Regions from separate parts of the Homo sapiens genome. Here all the other regions are linked to region 2. A link is a loop called in an ENCODE intact Hi-C map of the cell type or tissue named here. Cell type or tissue: PC-3. All regions are shown on one strand. Region 1 overlaps ABCB11 (ATP binding cassette subfamily B member 11). Region 2 holds the start of DHRS9 (dehydrogenase/reductase 9). Region 3 overlaps ABCB11 (ATP binding cassette subfamily B member 11).

Evidence for each region. Peaks named below come from ENCODE experiments on the same cell type or tissue, not always from the same donor. Only the 100,000 strongest peaks of a DNase experiment are listed, where the experiment ranks them.
Region 1: a loop joins it to region 2, with 3 times the contacts of the local background. A loop is called at or near these places in 4 of 110 quality-filtered maps.
Region 3: it touches region 2 in a loop (2.4-fold over the local background); 7 of 110 quality-filtered maps call a loop at or near these places.

What each region holds. Positions count from the first base shown.
Region 1 is chr2:168,960,866-168,963,365 of GRCh38, reverse strand. The region is part of intron 18 of ABCB11 (ATP binding cassette subfamily B member 11); the gene reads left to right. Among named protein-coding and RNA genes, the nearest start is that of G6PC2, 61 kb to the right of the region's middle. In PC-3, a CTCF peak has its summit at 1,551 (motif pointing left); a DNase peak (open chromatin) is centred at 1,535; H3K27ac peaks cover 1,223 bases.
Region 2 is chr2:169,068,266-169,070,765 of GRCh38, reverse strand. DHRS9 (dehydrogenase/reductase 9) reads right to left here and starts at 1,203. Exons shown (of 5, transcript NM_001376924.1): 1 at 1,049-1,203. In PC-3, no CTCF peak of the experiment used is centred here; a DNase peak (open chromatin) is centred at 1,235; H3K27ac peaks cover 1,348 bases.
Region 3 is chr2:169,010,787-169,013,286 of GRCh38, reverse strand. ABCB11 (ATP binding cassette subfamily B member 11) reads left to right here. Exons shown (of 28, transcript NM_003742.4): 5 at 1-15. Among named protein-coding and RNA genes, the nearest start is that of ABCB11, 19 kb to the left of the region's middle. In PC-3, no CTCF peak of the experiment used is centred here; DNase peaks (open chromatin) are centred at 946 and 2,426; H3K4me3 peaks cover 1,289 bases; H3K27ac peaks cover 2,500 bases.

The sequences.
Region 1 (2,500 bases), 110 kb after region 2:
TGTTGACTTATCCCCTTTCTAAATTATAAGCCTCTGAAAGTTAGTGATACACCTTATTTGTGTTTGAATCAACTTGGTTACCTAACCCAGTGCCTTGCACTTAGTAAGGCATCAGGAGATTTTAAAAATTAGAATGAAAACATGAATTTCTACAATAAAATAAAACCCCAACTGCAAGATTTATCAAAGCAAATAAGTCAGAGAATTTTTAAATTACAAGCACATCCATTATGCATGATATAATTTCAAATTGTCTTAAATAAAATTCCAACACGTGAATCCACTAGGCAGTAATTACAAACATTGATTCATAATGGACAAATTTGGAATAAAGTAGAGTACTCTTTATGACCGTATGAAAATGACAAGGGAGTGATTGGGTTCTCTTTTGTTTTTAATGTATTAATACTGAATAAACAGAGGTCTCAATTTCTAACACAGGCTTTAAATAAATTCCATGGAAGACTTTTTCTCAGGAGCAGCAGGATGAATCACAGTGAGAGAAAACACATTTAGCAAGCATAGTTTCTTACTGCATCCTGCCACTAAAGACTCAACCTCTCTTCTAGTTCTAGAAATAGCTATTTCATTGAGTCCATGGTGCTGTCCCAGATAACTATAAGATGTATTATATAAGAGCAGGAGTTTAATAGAGCTTCAGGGGAGAAAGAACCAAACACTACATTGACATTTCTATTGAACCATAACAATACCAATCATATTTAATTTTTGCATTTTAATTTTTTCTAGTTTCTGGGTAGATATTTGACAATAAAAGTAAAAGTAAGAAAGGATGGAAAGAAGGGAGGGAGGGAAGGAAAATCTGACTTTTTCATTGTTGTTGTTCAAGCTGGTAGAGGACCTAGCGTAGGTGTAGGGGACCATCAGATTCCCTGGACATCTGGAGATCAGATTCCCATAGAGTTCTCTTGATGCAGGAACAATTCAGGAGGGAACCATTTAACTAAAAGGAAATCTAAATCTAATATACGGTCTAGTTTTACAGAGATTAAAATGTTTCATATTATGTTCTACTAGTCAGCATTATACATTTAGAATAGAACAATTAAACTCAGTTATATGTAGGCCAGCATACGTTTTAAAAGATGTGACTTTACGTTCTCTCTAGTTAAGGGAGATAGAAAGGAAGAAGAGAGAAAAAATGATAGGAGAGCCAATGTGATTATACTAAAGCTCCAAGGGGAAAAGGTCTCATAATAATACCACTGGTTTGTACGATAATTTTGTTAGTCCTTTAGGTTTAAAAAATTAATGATTTTTGAAAAGAAAATAATGGAAAAGGGTTAATAAAATTTGACTTATGAAATTTCTAATCTCAAGTAACATTATATGGTAAAATGTTGCTCTGTTTTGGTATTTTAAAGTATTTTAATACTTAACTAAATTCCACAAGCCCAAGCATTGGTGAAATCCTTTCTTTTTCTCATGTTGATGGAAAAGGCCTAACCTTACTTTCTGTAGATTGGGAAATACTCTCTTACGGTGCTAAAGGTCGATTCACACAAAGGAGTTATCGCCACCTTGTGGTCTTGTGGAGTATTGACTCTAAAACTTAGAACCATTTCCTGAGAAGTCTGTGCTTTCACCCAAGGTCTCATGGTTAGTTGGTGACAGAGATGAGACTATACCCATTTATCCTTGCTCTCCAAGCAGTACTCTTAGCTCCTGTAAACGGGGTCAGATGTTAGTTACAATGTTGACAACATTAAGTTTAGGATTAGGGAAACCCACAGGCTAAAGGTTTTAGTCTCTAATATTTAGGCAATCTCTTTTGGTGAAACTAAAACACAAGGCAGAACATGTATGAGATCAAGTCAGGATCAAATATTAGACACCCATAACTGCATCACAGATAACTTATGTGATAGGATTTAGGCATTGGTTAAGATAAGACAGAGATGGGACCCATAAAAATGGCTATCAGTATTAGTTCATTTGAAAAATCTCTGCTCCTTTGTCATAGTTACCACTTTTTATCATCAAATCTTAAAGTTATTATTAGGGCAGGGAACCTCTACTGAATGGAAGGCAGAAATTAGTGTAACAAAGTATAGAAAGCAAGACCTAAGATTTAAGTCGGAGGTTATTTTTCCTCTGGCCTACACAGAAGATGTAAGAAAGGAAACAGAAAAGCCCAGTGTCTAGCATTGAACTATGAATGCATCATAGTAGATGAGCAATTTTAAATAAATCTCTTGTTGCATGTATGCAGCATGGACATAAAAGTTTCATTCATTCTTTTATCCCATAAACATCGATTGTACACTGTGAAGTGCCAGGTATCACACTGGGGATGCAAAAATGAACAAGAGCTATTGTTACTCTCCCTACTATGGAGCTGCTGACAGGCATTTCTTTACATATGATTTTTTTTAAAAGTGCTGTGCAACCTGCCAGTGCTACAATAGAAGTACAAGGAAACACATATAAATTTTATAATTTTACCTGTCTGTGAGATTTGTTGTTAATTTATAATCTT
Region 2 (2,500 bases):
CACTGTCCCTTAAGACAGTGACATTTGTTATAAGAGTTTTAACACCAGTTCCCATTTCCTACTCTTGAAATATATGAGTTAATGATTTTTTTGTGTGTACTTAAACATTGAAATTTGTTCTAAAATCTGAGCACCCTCTTTGAATATTAAAAATAGAATAGAAAGGTGGTATAACATTTAACTTTGATTTGATGCAGCGTGTAGCCAAGGAGATTTTTAGAGCAGTTAATATATGCCGAGGGATACTAGGATAAATAGTACAGAAGCACAATCTGTGCCCTTGGTCTAACAGTGTAGTGGGACATTTCAGAGCCATTTGTACAACTCTAACTTGATTGTTGATTTTAAAATGTATTTATTGAAGCACACCTCCTAAACATCAAGTCATTGCGAAAGGAGCCATATCATCATTTGAAAAACCAAACCACCGGATCATAAAATGGGGAGTAAATATCTAAAGCAGGCTTATTGCTGCCACCCCTGGATCCAGGGATCAAATATGAATTGTTGGGAATTTCCCTGCTTTTTTATGACCTACAAGGCATTTTTTCCCCTCAGTTTAGTGAATATGTGTGTGTATTCATGTAAACTTACATCTGATAATATTGATAAAGCGGACAGACAAACAGATCAGACCTGCAGTTGACAGAGAATCTGCTGCTTCAGTAAGAAACTCATCTAAGAATCCTGTGCTTTTTGGAGACTTCCCCCTCCAGTTTCCAATTAATCATAAGATTCACAGATAGTGTCAAGAAGGCACAGAGAAAATAAAATATGAATTGAATTGGGACACTAGGGTGCTAAAGGACATTCAAAGAGAGTCCTGGAGGAGTTCAAGGCAAGATCCCAGGTCACACCGAGGTCATTTCTATGGTGAGATGGACCCAGCTCCCATCACTGGGTTCTAATGTGTTACATTAAAAGAAGTAGCAACATTGACCACAGCTTGAAAGACCACCGATTCATTCTGCAAGAGTGAGGAAAATCAAAGAAAGTTTAGATTGACTTGATAAATAAAAGAATAAATGACAAAACTGTCATCAGTTACCTTATTAAAGATGAAGTGGGACACAGAAACTGTTGGTGGACTTGCTCAGCTGATGGCAGCTTTCCTGCTGTGCACGGGGAAGGAAGAGTTGTGCCACCCTGGCCAGGCTGATCCTCTTGAGGTCGAGGTGCCTGGGTTTCCGTAGAGCTCTGAGTACTACATGTGTGAGGAATCCTCAGGTTCTCTCCTTGCTCTGTGAGTCACTCCCATTGTGACACAACGTGATGACTAAATATCTCTTGAATAGCTCATAAAAGCCAAGAAGCTGTAGGTCGCATGTTTCAAAAGGAATCAGCAGTATAAATTTAGCTACTTTTAGAAGAGACTTTAAAATGATCAATAACATTCATTTTATGATTAGTACAATCTCTTGACCAAATTCAGCAGCAGAAATAATATAACAAAGAAATAAATATTTTGTAAACTGCCTGGTGCGTGGTTTTAATAGTTTTCAAATTGTGATTATTCTTCATAATCTCCATTTTTTCCTTCCTGTTAGCATGCCTTGGCTTATTTAACACTCCTTCCCTCCTAAGAGAATAAGTAGGAGAAATCAGTCTCTGAGATTGGTGTTACCATTTTTTTTAAGATGGGCGAGCAAGGAGATAAAAACAACATAATAAAATGAGGTTTTGGAATTACTTATGGGTCTTAATTTATGTTTTAAGGTATGACAAGGAGAGCTTACTAAAGTGGTCTCTGGAACTGAGACCGCTGAGAATAGGAAAGGATGCCTCCTCCCCTCCCAGAGTTTGTCTGTGTCAGAGTTGATCACAGTTGACCTGGCGTATCCTGGGACCACAGTGGAAAGTACTGAGGCCGCAGGCGAGGAGGGGAGGAGATGGTGCTAATCTAGCCTGCCACCCTTCACCTTCACCACTGTAGCCACTCAGGCAGGTACAAATACCACTTTGCTGATTTTTCATTTTCAGTTTCCTCGTATACCAGTTTGTTGCTATACTCTTCTGATTTCCCAGACTCTGTATTCCTCCTTTGAAAATTGCAGTTATTATGGTTCAACTGGAATGAGCACATGAATGAACATATCTGTCTAGGTAGAGTCAGGACACTGCTATCACCCTTTAAAATAAGTAGTGGTCTTTTTTCTTTAAAAGAACAACAAACCCACTTTGGGAGGCCAAAGCGGGCGGATCACTTGAGGTCAGAAGTTTGAGACTAGCCTGGCCAACATCGTGAAACCCCATCTCTACTAAAAATACAAAAAATTAGCCAGGCATGGTGGTGGGCACCTGTAATCCCAGCAACTTGGTAAGCTAAGACAGAATCTCTTGAATCTGGGAGGCCAAGTTGCGTGTGAGCCAAGATCGCGCCATTGCCCTCCAGCCTGGGTAACAGCGTGAGACTCCGTCTCAAAACAAACAAAAACAAACAAACAAACAAACTGAAATTTACTCAGGTTCACATTTAGGGTGCCCCAAATGTGCTAAATAT
Region 3 (2,500 bases), 57 kb after region 2:
TGGAACACGTTGTGGGTAGGTTGTTTTTGTTTTTAATTTTTTACTTTTTTGCTCATATCTTAAATTGTAATTCAAAATGTATAGAGGGGATTTTACTGGCTGAGCTGGAGTGGTATCTAACACAAAGAGAATAGAAACATGAGTTTACCCATATTTCTAGAAATTACTCTGCCTCAAGTTTCCTTCTATCTTACTATGTTTTAAAATCTTAATAGAAACAGGATTGAAAGTCACTCACCAAATACATTGCCAAAATGTTACCACTTTATTGAGTATAGGCTTGAGCATGACACTACCAATACTTAACGTCACTAGGGAGGTGACCCATGAATTTTACTTGAGTATCATCTCCAAGAGTTCTATTTTTCCCCCCCACCAACTCCCCTCTGCCCCTTAGCTTTGTGGCTGTGGCTGGTGATCCACTTGATCTTAACCCTTCCATCTGTAATGGGAATTTCATGAACAGGCTGCATTACTTTGAGTAAGGTACACTAGTCTCAACCAGTAGTTGAGTTTGTTTTTTTCTTTTTTCTTTTTTTTTTTTTTTTAAGATGGAGTCTCCTTTTTTGCCCAGGCTGGAGTACAGTGGTGTGATCTTGGCTCACTGCAGCCTCTGCCTCTTGGGTTCAAGTGATTCTCATGACTCAGCCTCCTGAGTAGCTGGGATTACAGGCGCCCGCCACTATGCCCAGCTAAATTTTGTATTTTTAGTAGAGATGGGGTTTCACCATTTTGGACAGGCTGGTCTCAATCTCCTCAGGTCATCTGCCTGCCTCAGCCTCCCAAAGTGCTGAGATTACAGGCGTGAGAAAACTAGGGCAGTGCTGTGATCAGAGGCAACCACGCAGAAGTAGCCAGAACTCACACAGACACAGTCACTATGCTACTGTTTTCTTTGTGATAAGCCTGACAGGCCACCTTGTAATCAGTGAGTCTGTCGTGTACTCAGGGCTGACTCACTGTCATAGCATGGCCTTTGCAGTGTGCCTCATGCTGGCTCAAGTTCAGAACAGCTTATTTGCACATAGGAACCCACATATTCAGGTTCAAGAATCAAGGGTGGGGCACATCTTGGCTAGAAAGACACTAGGAATGGCTCCCTCAGAGGAATTTATAGTTTTCACCTTCATTTTTGAAATTTTCTATAGGCTTGATTCCAGACTATGAATGAGTCCTTCTAAATCATTGACACTCTTCCATAATATTATCTCTCTTAGGGTCTTTCATTCATTTACTCATTCAACCAAAATTTTTTTAAACATCAAATATACCAGGAACTCATGAAAGCATCAAGGACACAGTTGTCTTAAGAGCATGGTCCTAGCCAGGTATGGTGGCTCATGCCTGTAATCGTAACACTCTGGGAGGGTGAGACAGGAGGATTGTTTGAGCCCAGAAGTTCGAGACAAGCCTGGGCAACATAGTGAGACCCTGTCTCTACAAAAATTTTTTTAAAAAATAGCTTGGCTTTGTGGTGTGCCCCTGTCATCCCAGCTACTTGAGAGGCTGAGATGGGAAGATCACTTGGGTCTGGGTGTTTGTGGCTGCAGTTGGCTGTGATTACATGGGTGACAGAATGAGACCCCATCTCAGAAAAACCAAAAGAGTCATGATCCCTATCTGTGTGAAGCTTAAGCCTAGTAAGCCATCATTCAGTCAATGATCATTTAAAAACATATGCAGTGACAGACTTGGAGGTACCTGACAGAAAACACAGGATAATATACAATGTGAATTATTCTTTATAAACAACAAGCCTACTTATTCTATATAAGTTCCCTAATGTCTAAATATGTATGTTTCTTTTCTAAAATTGGAAGTTTCTTTTCATTTGACAAACTCAGAGCAATTTGTATAAAAGAGAGATTGAGTTCAACAAAAGTCTTTGAAATCCTTCATTTATGCGGGAGGACAGAAGTGAACTGCTTTTTACAGAGGGGTTTGACCACAAAACATAAGATTAATCATTCTCCCCTTGGAGAAAAAAATGCATTCAGACCTATGTGTGATGTAAATTGACCCAAGCCACGGATAACACTTATGAGGATAAGTTTTTGAGGAAAAGGTCCTCAAGTATATCTTATCATGCCTTAAAATTTGGAAATAAATGTGAGAGGAGCCAAAATTTGAGGCATATACATGATACTAGGTGCTTATGAATATTTATCCAATGAATTAAAGAATGAATCTACTTTCAACATTTGCATCATAGCCATCTATTAAAAAGGAATTCTCTGTGGCCACTCATTACTCACTGTCTTCATTGTTACTGGATCACATACCTGAAGGCGAGCAAAGAATACAAACTGAGGCTTTCAGAAGTCCACTGGCTTTGGCTGAATTCACGTAATACCAAATGTGAATGGACATTTGTCCTTTTCTTTTTAAAAAAATTCATACAGATAGCTGAAATTGTATAGACTATACCTTTCTAGGCATTTCTTTACCAGGAACTCCTTGATGAGTTAAATACTGTCATCGTGAGTTATTGTGATCATTG